Linked DNA regions of Homo sapiens: region 1 is linked to region 2. A link is a contact called in ENCODE Hi-C or POLR2A ChIA-PET data. All regions are on one chromosome and are shown on one strand. Each heading gives the region's core, a stretch centred on a gene start or an enhancer-like site at or near the end of the contact. The rest is flanking DNA. Distances are from core to core; before and after follow the strand shown.

Region 1 (5,882 bases), core at 2,879-5,378, 490 kb before region 2:
CCTCCTTGACCATTAAATGCTGAAATTTTCCAGAGCTCAGTCCTAAGACCTCTTCTTTCCAGAAGAAATCTCATCAGTACCCACAGCCTTAATGGCCATACATGTCGATGCCACACAAATATGTATCTCTAGCTTATACCTCTCTCCTGCTTCTTGAGAAAGCAGAATATCCACCTGCCTTCTCAGTGTATCTACTTGGAAGACTTACAGGAACCTGACAATCAACATGTCCAAGACTGAATTCATCATCTCCCCTTCTAAACCCCTCCATGACTGGAACCATTATCCATCTATAGCTGTGTAAACCAGTACTTTCTTCCTCACACCTTCTCCCTGACCCAGTCCCAATCCATTACCAGATCCTATTGAATATACATTCCTAGTATCTCTAAAATATTTCCATTTTCCCCATCTGCAATGCCACCATTGTAGTTCAAGCTACTACCATTTCTGGCCTATTACAAGTTTCCTAGGTGGCCCATACACTGAAGCCATATTTCAAAATCTAAACTGGATCGTGTCATCCAGCTGGCTAAAGCCTTTCGATGACTTCACACTGCCTACGAGGCCTACTGGCCTCTGGATCTCTCTTACCCTCATCAGTATCATGCTGCTCCTTCTCTAGGCATTTCCACACAGGCCTCCTCTCAGGCTCTCAAACCCGCCCAGCGTCTTTACTGACCTGATCCCCCCACCCCCAACACACACACCAAAGGCTCTTCCACAGCCGCCCCTTATCCACCTTCACCTGCAGCTACTCTAGCTCGTTAGCACTCAATGCAAGCAGCATTTCCTCAGGGAAACCTTTGTAGCACCTTCAGAACAAGGTCAGGTGCCAGCTCATAAGCTCTCAAAGATCCTTCTGAGACAATACTATAGTTTTTTTGTTTTTGTTTTTTAAATAAAGAGATGGGGTCTCACTATGTTTCCCAGGCTGGTCTCAAACTCCTAAGCTCAAGCGATCCTCCCACCTCGGCTTCCCAAAGTGCTAGGATTACAGGCGTGAGCCACCGCACCCGGCCACTATAGTTTTAATTGTATATTCATTAGTGTGATTATTTGATTTGCTTATCTTTTCCACTGAACCTTAAAGTTCCAAAATCAGGGACCGTGTGCATTTGTGTTCACCCATGGATCCCTTAACCCTAGCACAAAGTGTTTACACATGGTAAACACTCCGGAAATGGTTATTTTTTTCTGAGACGAAATCTCACTCTGTTGCCCAAGCTGGAGTGCAGTGGCGCGATCTCAGCTCACTGCAACCTCTACCTCCCAGGTTCAAGCAATTCTCCTGCTTCAGCCTCCCAATTAGCTGGGACTACAGGCATGCACCACGATGCCCGGCTAATTTTTGTATTTTTAGTAGAGATGGGGTTTCACTATGTTAGCCAGACTGGTCTTGAACTCCTGACCTTGTGATCCACCCGCTTTGGCCTCCCAAAGTGCTGGGATTACAGGTGTGAGCCACCGCGCCCGGCCAACACTCCGGAAATGTTTACCGAAACACGGACAACCAGGCATGACACTCTTGGAGATTACATTCACTTGGCTCATGTCCACAGAAAAACCCACATTACCGCAATAATAATCGTGAGAAACCAAAATTCTAATTAAATAAATTAGTCCTAATAATTAGCACGTGATTAACTGCTTTATTCACCAATCTCTATTTATCCAACAACTATGCATTGAGAATTTACTATGGACCAAGGACCGTGCTGGAAGTTATTCATACTGTGGTGGCAAAACGAAGTCCCTGTCCTCACGGAGCTTACAAAAATTAATGTCCAACCAGGAGGTGATCTGAAAAGCACGCACACATAGAATAATTTAGGGTGGTAGAGGAGACGCCTCACCAAATTCTACTTTATGGAAATTCTATATTACTAAAACAGTAGATATCAATATTCCCAAAGTTTCTGAGATAAGTAGGTGTTCAAAACAGTATCATGCTGCTCCTTCTCTAGGCACTTCCACACAGCCCTCTTCTCAGGCTCTCAAACCTGCCCAGCTTCTTTACCGACCTGATTCCCTCTACACCAAGGGGGTAGCGTTGTTGTTTAGCGTTGCTACTACAGAAAAGAGGGAGTGTATCTGCTGGGCCTGCTTTACCTTGGAAGTTATGATTGCATCTCATCCTAGCCAGTCAGCTTTGTCCCAAAAAAAGTCAAAATCCCTGCCTATTTGAATAAATCATCTGGTTGCAACTACAACTCCATGTCCTTCCTTCTCAAATGAGTGGGGAGAATTCAAATAATAAGCAAAAAACTGAAATCAAACAAGCAGAGGGATAAAACCAGTATGGGTAACAGCTAAGTGTTTAAATATTGTTTTGGGTAGAGAATAAGGAGACTGGTCTAAGTCTCTTGATAATCCAAAACTTCCACCTCATCACTTACTTTAACAGAAATGAAATAAGGCCTGGACTAGAGAACAGGTTACTCCTGAGTGTAGCATGTTTCCACTACATAAAGTCACCAAACTTATTTTTAGTCTTAAAGTAACAATAAATCTTACCCCATATACTTTTATTATCTAAAGTCTCAGCTTAAGTCATCTTAGGCTGAATATAGTTACTTCTCTGTTATCAATGATAATGATGACCCAGAGAAAAATAGGATAACCAAATTCACTGACGCGCTCAGAAATTCTTTTTAAAACTGTAATTTAAGTTAGGTTTTATGGCAAGCTTTCCCAAAGTACTAACGTAGAACCCTTTGGATTTAGGCATCAGGCTTGAGTAAGTATTTCAAAGTTCTAAAAAGTATTAGTAGCAAAGAACATAAAGTCACACAAAACCAGAACTGTCCACAAATATTACTAGGCACTAAAGAAGAAAGCAACTTACTCCTGGACAGAAATTCAAACGCAAATCTCAGTTTCCAAAGGATTGACTAAGGACTAAGTAAAAGTAATAGTTTCGTAATTCTAAGCAACTCTAACAAGCATTCTTTAAACACCTTCTACATTTTAAGACACAAAGTATGTAAAGAATTAAGCCTTTCATTGAATATTTCCTATATATTAGACATGTGCTAAATGCTTCACTTGAAAAGTCTGAGTTCAATACTTTTCCACCACAAAAGAAATACTTTTTCCACAACCACAACTACAGTGCTATTTTCACCTCCATTTTCCAGATGAAGAAACAGAGGCAGAGAATAAAGTGACTTGCCTAAGGTCACAATATTTATCATGGCAGAGCCAACACTCAAAACCAGTTCTAGCCAACACTAAAGTCACTGCCCTACACTGGCCCTCCCTCAAGAGTAATGCATACATGGCCCAAAAAATCCGGGGAGAGGAAAGGGACCTCCCTGGCTAGAACCGCAGTTCAGAATATAAACACTGAGCATATGATGGATGCAACTTATCCGTTTCAAAAGGGGTGGGAGCCTAGAAACGAAGCCATTTTTCCTCCTCGAATAATCTTGGCTGCCTGTCCCTTTGTCTTCAATGTTAGTTCCTTTCACTATTCTGCTCCCAAACAGGCCAGGTCCCACGTCAGTTCCAGGAGGAAAGGGCTCTCTCAGCCTGCGGGTCATCTTTGGGCAGCAGCAGGAAGGAGGCGGCGACCCTCTGAATACCTCCTTTGGACTCGCCATCTGGACGTAAAGGGTTCGCCTGCTCCATCTCAGATTCCCAAGGGCCTTCCCATGAAGTTGTCTAGGCAACCGGTGATAGGGACTCCAATGTCCTTGCTAATAAAAGAAAAATGGCAACAGTCACATCACATCTAGTCCCATTCAAACCCAGACGGCAGGGCACACACCACTCAGGCACAACCCCTGGGCCGCGGATGACACAAATGTCACGGCTAGGATCCCCTTTCCTGAGCCGCCCGCCCTCTCCCATCGTCCGAGCCAGCAGAGTCCATGCCCACCCCCGCGCCCATCCCGCGGCCCCGGCGCGCTCCCGAGGCCACGGCTACTCTGGTCCAGCGGGCTTCCCGGCCACGGAAGGAGTTTTAAGAAGGCCGTTCAGCCCGCCACCCTGGCCACGGTCCGGTCCGACAATGGGTCTTTCCCCTACCTTCTCCCTTCTAGCTCACCCAGGCCAGAAGCGAGAATTCCCGCCATCCACGTCTTCAAAACCAAACCAACCGGTCCCGGCGTGCTTTGCGATCCTGCCGTACAAAAGCATGGCGGCGCTCAGGGCCCCGCCCTGATCCCAAGATGCACCGGGGAGTAGGTCCGGCCTTTCGGGTGGTCAGGAAGATGGCGGCCTCTGGGGCGGAGCCGCAGGTCCTGGTACAATACTTGGTGTTACGAAAGGATCTATCACAAGCTCCGTTCTCCTGGCCGGCGGGCGCACTGGTAGCGCAGGCTTGTCACGCGGCCACCGCGGCCTTGCACACTCACCGCGACCACCCGCACACAGCCGCTTACCTCCAAGAGCTGGGGCGCATGCGCAAAGTGGTCCTCGAGGTGAGGCACTCGGGCGGAGGGGGAGGTGCTGAGACATCGAGGGCGGAAGTGGGTGTGGTCTTCGGTCCGAAGGCCTGGCTGCGGGGAGTGGGTGCGGCGGGAGTTGGGGTGATCGTTAACATTTAGACTGGAGCTGTTTCCCTGGAGGTGCGCCCTTGGGAAGGGCCTGACTGTGTGAAGAGTGGACAGCAGTCCTCCGCCCCCTGCTGGGCTCGCGGTAAAGTGGTGGCTCCTGTGTCCCCGCTGTTCCGCCTGTGCACTGGCCGACTTTTTAAAGCCATGCCCCAAAGTGCTGTCCTCCTGCAAAACCGAGCCCGAAGGGACAGTGCAAAGTGAAGTCAAACTGAGTATTTACCTGGGTAGGACGCCAAATTATTTGAAAATAAATACTAAAAACGTTAGTATAAATTGAACCTAGCTTCAGCTAGACCAGGCACCAGGTGTGTAAATCGGTACACCTTTTAAAATAGCAGTCAGGTTCTGTTTGCAGATGACCAAACAAATCTCACCCTTACCCTTTGACTCTCTATCCTGCTGCTAGAGATGTAGCCTAAGAAAATAATCAGATGCACCCAAAGAGCTTTGCACAAGGATATTCATGGGAGCCCTTATGGTTTTGAAGCATATTTAGTGGTCGGGAAGAGTGCTCATGATGCGAAGCTAACTGAACTATATATACAGAATGATCCAGACTTTGAAAGGAAAAACTAAAGAAATACATCTACATATTAAGTAGTGCATGGTGAGATTTTGGTTATTTCCTAATGCTTAATCTGTATTTTTAAAATTTTCTACCTTAAGCACATATTTTATAATAAGGAAAAACGGCTTTAATAATAAACGGCTTTTTATAATAAGGAAAAACGGCTTTAAGCCAGAACTCAGGTGGAGGGGTGGAGTAATCCCTTCATGGGTAACTGACAAAGATAGATTATCTTTCAAGAGAAAAATTGCTGCTGGATAGTGAAACATCAAGCGGTAACCTGTAGGAAAAATGCCTTGAGAATCTGTGTAGGCAGAACAGAAGCTGCTGGCTTTTCACTTAGATTTTCTTCCTAGTAAGAGGTCTCAAGAAATCAGGTTAGACTCCTCTTGTCGCAGGTGAAACTCTCTGAAGCCTACAGGGATTAAGTGACTCCCCTGAGTTTAAAAGAGGGTCTCATGATTCTTAGTTGTTAGTCATGACTCAAGAAAGGGACTTAGGAGTCGCTACTGATTACATTGAGGTGCCGCTGTAGTCAGAAGGGCCAATAAAATATAAGAAAATACCAGGATTAACTACATTTATTGAGTGCTTAGTGTGTGCCAGGCACAGGTCCAAGCCTGATTTCATTGATCCCCATTAGGAAGCATTATTCCTGTTTTATAAAGGGACGAAGAGGCCAGCGAAGTCACCTAACTTATCCACGATCACACAGTCAGCAAGAGTTTGGAGTCCAGTAGTCTGATTCCAGA
Region 2 (6,079 bases), core at 3,152-5,651:
GTAAGCAGCATACAGTGCTGAAGAGCATGAAAAAGGGTCTTTTATGTGGACTTCCACTGAAGAACTGTCATTTGAATTTGTATTGTGTAGCTCATCTGACATTTTAACATCCAAAAAATTTAGCAGGCATTTGATAAATACAAATACCTGAAGTTGTATAAGGATTCAAAGATGGATTCAACTTGATTGCTTTCTTCAAAGTTCTTACTGTCAAGTCGGGCACCAGATATACCCCCAACTTTTTGGCAAAAGACCTGTCCCTTAAGATCAGACCTCATCCTCTAAGCTTTGCAGTGAATGGAGAGCCACGGGTCACAAGAGAGAGTGTGTGGAACTTAGCCTCAGCTCACTTTTCCTGAGAATCCTCCTCTGCATTGGGCTTTTTCTCTGTTTATATAACCTCAAGTGAGCATTGCTCACCCTTTAATGCTCTAACCCAAATGTGACTGTAAAACTTGGCCTTAGTTCACTGTAAAACATTTGAGTCCAGGCCAGAACATCATCTGAACTGTACTAATTGAGAACAGCAAAGGAGACATAAACAGAGGGTAATAGGCAAGTAGAGTTCCCACCTTCTAACTTTCCCACTCCCTCTTCACTCAGCAAGAAATTATGATTTAGGACCGAGTAAAATAAGTGTTTAAAAATAATAGAGCTTTAAGTGCTAAGGAACATAGAATGAGATATATTGAAGCTGAAGAGTTCAGATGAGGTATCTTTTAGGAAGGGAGCATTTAAGCTCCATGAAAAAGTTAGGATTTCGACAGAGATTGAACGTGGGGGCATTTGATGGTGACAAAGGAGAAATTAAGAGCAAAAAATACATGGCCTATTTGGAGAATGAAAAGTAGTCTGTGAAATAGGAGTCCAGGGTCTGTAGTTATGCAGAGAGGCAAGGGAACGAGCAGTAAGACTTTTGGAATCGATTGGACAAGCAAAAATATACAGTATTTTATTTAAAGATACATACCTATGTGATAACTATTTTTTAAAGCAAGGGAATTATGCATACAAAATTCAGGATAGTGGTTACCTCTTGTGGAAGCATGGGGATAAGTCAAGGAACACGGATAGATTCAAGGCATTTAGTAGTAATCTAGTTCTTAAGATGGGTGGTAGGTTCACGGGTGACCTATTATACTTCTTAGCTTACATATATACTTTGTATTTTTACATGTATTTCATATTACATAACTAAGATTTTCTGTAATTTTATCAAATTGCATGAAACAAGGTATGCTTTTTTGACACTTTTTTTTTTTTACATTTTAATGTCTCTAAAATTAGGATGTGTGCTACAATTAGTGATGTCTTAGCACTGTGTCATAGTTTTATTAGCAGTGCTTTCTTTCTTATTCATAAAATAATAGTATGTCTTATAGCCAGTGGAATTTTAGATTCTGTGAAATATGGTATTGAACCATACTGGAGATTAATATAAAGTCATAATTCCTATTCTTTGAAAAAATTAACTTCTTTGTACCCTACATTTTGCATTTAAAAAGTTAATTTTGGCCAGGTGCGGTGGCTCACGCCTGTAATCCCAGCACTTTGGGAGGCTGGGGCAGACAGATCATGAGGTCAAGAGATCGAGACCATCCTGGCCAACATGGTGAAACCCCGTCTCTACTAAAAATACAAAAATTAGCTGGGCATGGTGGTGCACACCTGTAGTCCCAGCTACTCTGGAGGCTGAGGCAGGAGAATTGCTTGAACCTAGGAGGCGGAGGTTGCAGTGAGCCGAGATTGCGCCAGTGCACTCCAGCCTGGCAACAGAACGAGACTCTGTCTCAAAAAAAAAAAAAAAGTTTATCTTTGCTAGGCATAGCGGCATGTGCCTATAGTCCCAACTACTTGGGAGGATGTGGCAAGAGGATTGCTTGAGCCCAAGAGTCCAGCCTGGGCAACATAGTGAGACCCCATCTCTCTAATAAAAAGAAGTTATTTGTTTTCAACTGAACAAAAGTTGATGAAAAAGACATTTACAAAAATGTTCACAACCTAAATGTTCATCGACAGGAGAATAGATAAATGACAGTATATTTACATAACAGAATACTTTAAAGCGATAAAACCAAATGAACTGCTGATACCTGCAACAACATGAATGACTTTCACAGGTATGGTATTGAATGAAAGCAGCCCAAAAGGACCATACCATTTAACCCATTTATATGAGGCTGAAGAACAGGAAACCTAATTAATGGTGATAGAAATCAGAATAATGTGGTTACTGTGTGGGGAAGGGGCCATGTGCAAACCTTCTGAGTTGCTGGAAACATTCTGCATCTTGATACAGGTGTGTATGTGCATACCTGTGTAAAAATTCATTAGGCAGGCCGGGTGCAGTGGCTCACACCTGTAATTCCAACATTTTGGGAGGCTGAGGCGGGCGGATCACTTGAGGTCAGGAGTTTGAGACCAGCCTGGTCAACATGGTGAAACCCCATCGCTACTAAAAATATAAAAATTAACCAGGCGTGGTGGTGGACGCCTGTAATCCTAGCTACTCTGGAGTCTGAGGCAACAGAATTATTTGTGCCTGGGAGGCAGAGGTTGCAGTGAGCTGAGATCATGCCACTGCACTCCAGCCTGGGTGACAGAACTAGACTACGTCTCAAAAAAGAAAAAATTATTAGGCAGCACACTTAAGAGTAGTACGCTTTGTATAAGTACTGTAACTATAACAGTATAAACAGAGGTGATTTTGCATTGGAATATGAAGGGCAGTGAATGGGGAGCCAACTGTGGGGAAGTGATCCCTAATGTTACTTCATTAGTATATGTCACATTGTACGAAGGTTGTGTATTATGGTGTTTTTTAGGGAATGTCATTATTATTCTGAGACCTACAAGGGTAAAGCTATATATCTGTAGGTAAAGACAAGGTTTTCTATAAAAAGAGTAGTTGCTGCTGGTGTCCTTAAGCTGAGCATGAGCCCCAAGAACATGAGGATGAGGCTAACCTGGACTTATATGTTTGTTTTGTTCAATAAGTGTAGGAGTTGGTGATCCTTTTTTTTTTTTTTTTTTTTTTTTTGAGACAGAGTCTTGCTCTGTTGCCCAGGCTGGAGTGCAGTGGTGCGATCTTGGCCCACTGCAGCCTCTGCCTCCCCGGGTTCCAGCGATTCTCCTGCCTCCTACAGGCACACGCCACCACGCCCAGCTAATTTTTCTTAGTAGAGACAGGTTTTGCCATGTTGGCCAGGCTGGTCTCGAACTCCCAACCTCAGGTGATCCGCCCGCCTTGGTCTCCCAAAGTTCTGGGATTACAGACGTGAGCTACCGCGCCTGTCCACTGGTCTGTTTTTCCCTTTTTTACTTCTCTTCTCCTCCCCCTAAACATAGTTTTTAAAAATTTATTTAGATCAAGTCATTGATGTAACTGTTTCCTGAATCACATACTTTCTGGGCACTCTCTTAGGCACAGGAATACAGACAGGGGCAAGACATGGTTCATATCTTTGAAGAGCCCATATAATGAAGAGCTCATGTAATCAAGGTGTTTGGTTACTTGTTTAAAAGTGCTGTGATTAATATAGATGAGAAAGTGACTAACTCCAAGGATATAAGAGAGAATGTTTCACAGAAGAAAAGAGATTAGAGCCAGATTTCAGAGGATAGACTACAAAGTAAAGAATTGAGGGTCTGGCATTCTAAGCAGAGGATATAGGATATCCAGAGGCTTGGCCGACTAAGAGTGTACATACATGTTCAAATGAGTTTTACTTAGTAAGTAAGATACTCTGTTGGCTCTCTATGGCCCTTTGTATTACTCAGACTTTGCCTCACACATATAAAGCCCTCCACGAGTATGATTTTTAACCATTTACATTCCTCCTCCTTCTCTCTTCTGTTTGCTCTATTGCCTGATGCTAAGGGATCTTCTTTCAGTCCAAAAGGATCTTTTTTCGGTCCAAAAGCTGAAATAGTAGTTTTGAACTTTTTTTCAGGTTTGAAATAGCCTTCCATCTCTCTTATTTAGAAGAATCTTCCTTTTAACACAAAGACCTCCTCAAATCAAATTTCCTAAGTGAAATCTGAGGAGTAATTAATAGGGCGAGGCTGTGAGTTTAATTTCCAGTGTTTTTATGTGATTTATGTTAAATGTCCAGATTAAAAAAATAGAATGAAAATATTTTAAAAGTTATAAAATATAAACATTTAGCTGCATGTTGTAATACATGGTTGCTTTGATTATCAAGTCCTATGTTGAAAGCCTAGTGGGACAATAAATCTAGCTGCATTTGGCTGGCTTTTGTTGTAGTTGGAGCTGTTGCTGAGGCAGTGTTGGCAGATGTAATCTCTTGTGTAAGAGTTGTTTTGGACAGGCCTTGACTCAGGCTGAACCCAGAGTAGCGCCTGACTCTTCTGCTACTCACGGCTCAGTCACGTAGGAGTGGGAAGTGCTGCACCTGCTGGGAGTACAAGAGGGCCCACAGTCTTGGCCTCTGATACTCTGTGTGCCTGATATCTTGTTCTTTCACGTTAGCCACTTGTGTGTATTATTATCTTGCTGAAAAGACAGGGGACAGCACTTGATACTGCTAATTCTAGATTTAAAATTCCTTGGGGCAGTGACTGGGTTTAATTGCTACTGAATGCTTAGCACCTAGCACGTGGTAAAAACATTTTGATGTTAAAAGTTCCCAGGATACCCTGGTAGCATTGTTATTTTACAGATACAGCTAATTTGTTATGCATAACTTTAAAGATGCTAAAGAATTCCTTTATGATTTTCCCCACTTAATCAGGTTTTCAAGCTAGAAATGCCCTTCTTCAGTCAAATCTTTCTCAAACTCAGCTGGCTACTATTTGGTAAGTTTGTCCCTTAATTACATTTGATTAATTTAACTATGCATTAATTAATTAAACTCTCTCTCCCCTATTACAAGAAAGATACTGTTTCTGTAAAAGTTTGTGACTCAGAGATGCTCTATAAAAGCAGCCATTTGAAAGTTAGTATTAAGCTTGGAGGCAAATGTAATTGTGCAGAATGTTGTTGTACCCTTAAGCTACACCAAATTTACAAAAAATATTTTCTTCAACAATAGATTAATCTTGGCATACAATAACTTTTTAACTTTGTAAACCTTTTAATTTTTTAAAACTTTTTGACTCTTGTAATAACACTTAGCTTAAAACACAAACACATTGTACAGAAAGATATTTATATCCTATTCTTTAAGCTCTTTCTTGTTTTTAAAATTTATTTTTACTATTTAAACTTTCGGTAAAAACTGAGACACAAAGACACCCATTAGCTTAGGCCTGTAGAGGGTCAAGATCATCAGTATCACTATCTTCTACCTCCACATCTTGTCTCACTGGAAGGTGTTCGGGGCAATAACACGCATGGAGCCATTGTCTCCTATGATAACAATGCCTTCTGGAATTTCTCCTGACTGACCTGCCTGAGGCTGTCTTACAGTTAACTTTTTTTTTTCTGTAAGTAGAAGGAGTATACTCTAAAATAACAATAAAAATAAAGTATAGTAAATACATAATCCAGTAATATATTAACAGATGTTTATTGTTATTGAGTGTATGTACTGTAGATAATTGTATATGCTGTACTTTTCTACAGCTGGCAGTGCAGTATGTTTGTTCAGACTAGCATCACCACAGACACATAGGTAATGCGTTGCTTTATGACAGCTACAGTGTCCTTAGGTGGTAGGAATTTTTCAGCTCCATTATAATCTTATGGGACCACCATTATAAATGCAGTCCATTGTTGACTGATATGTCATTATGCAGTTCATGACTATATTTTACTAGAAAAACTGTTGTTTTCTTTCATCTAATCCCTTCTATGGAGAATCAGAGAATATCTTGTTTTTAATATAGGTAAATGTGATTTGGTAGGTGAATTAACCATGGAGTAAGACAAGCCACTTTCTCAGAAGGGGTAGTTACTTCTCTTTCTGTTTCAAAGTTTCTTCCCTCTCTTTTATGTCTTGAAAATCAACGGTAAAAAATTAATTCACTATTGAAGTACATACTTACATACTTACATTCAATAGTGAGTTACGTAAATGTACGTATTTACATTTCACTAAAATAAGTGTACCCAGCA

What was found. Hi-C counts contacts between places; a loop is a spot of excess contacts on that map. ChIA-PET counts read pairs that join two places held with the same protein, here RNA polymerase II (POLR2A). Pooled maps may share reads with other maps.
Region 1: a pooled map shows a loop between it and region 2 (3-fold over the local background). The contact joins the promoter of CENPO here to the enhancer-like site in region 2. A Hi-C loop is called at or near these places in 5 of 50 pooled maps. POLR2A ChIA-PET finds 5 or more read pairs at or near these places in 2 of 52 experiments (GM10248 and T-cell).

What each region holds. Positions count from the first base shown.
Region 1 is chr2:24,791,671-24,797,552 of GRCh38, reverse strand. CENPO (centromere protein O) reads right to left here and starts at 4,128. Exons shown (of 8, transcript NM_001322101.2): 1 at 4,052-4,128; 2 at 3,588-3,701. The coding sequence starts at 3,633. PTRHD1 (peptidyl-tRNA hydrolase domain containing 1) reads left to right here and starts at 4,162. Exons shown (of 2, transcript NM_001013663.2): 1 at 4,162-4,427. The coding sequence starts at 4,176. LOC105369164 (a long non-coding RNA gene) reads left to right here and starts at 4,478. Exons shown (of 3, transcript XR_939843.4): 1 at 4,478-4,786; 2 at 4,969-5,169; 3 at 5,774-5,882. RefSeq lists an enhancer at 4,072-4,501.
Region 2 is chr2:24,302,538-24,308,616 of GRCh38, reverse strand. ITSN2 (intersectin 2) reads left to right here. Exons shown (of 40, transcript NM_006277.3): 9 at 4,755-4,818. Among named protein-coding and RNA genes, the nearest start is that of ITSN2, 55 kb to the left of the region's middle. Within about 2 kb of position 4,401, at least 14 of the 41 ENCODE cell types and tissues checked have a DNase peak (open chromatin) inside an H3K27ac peak, as active enhancers do.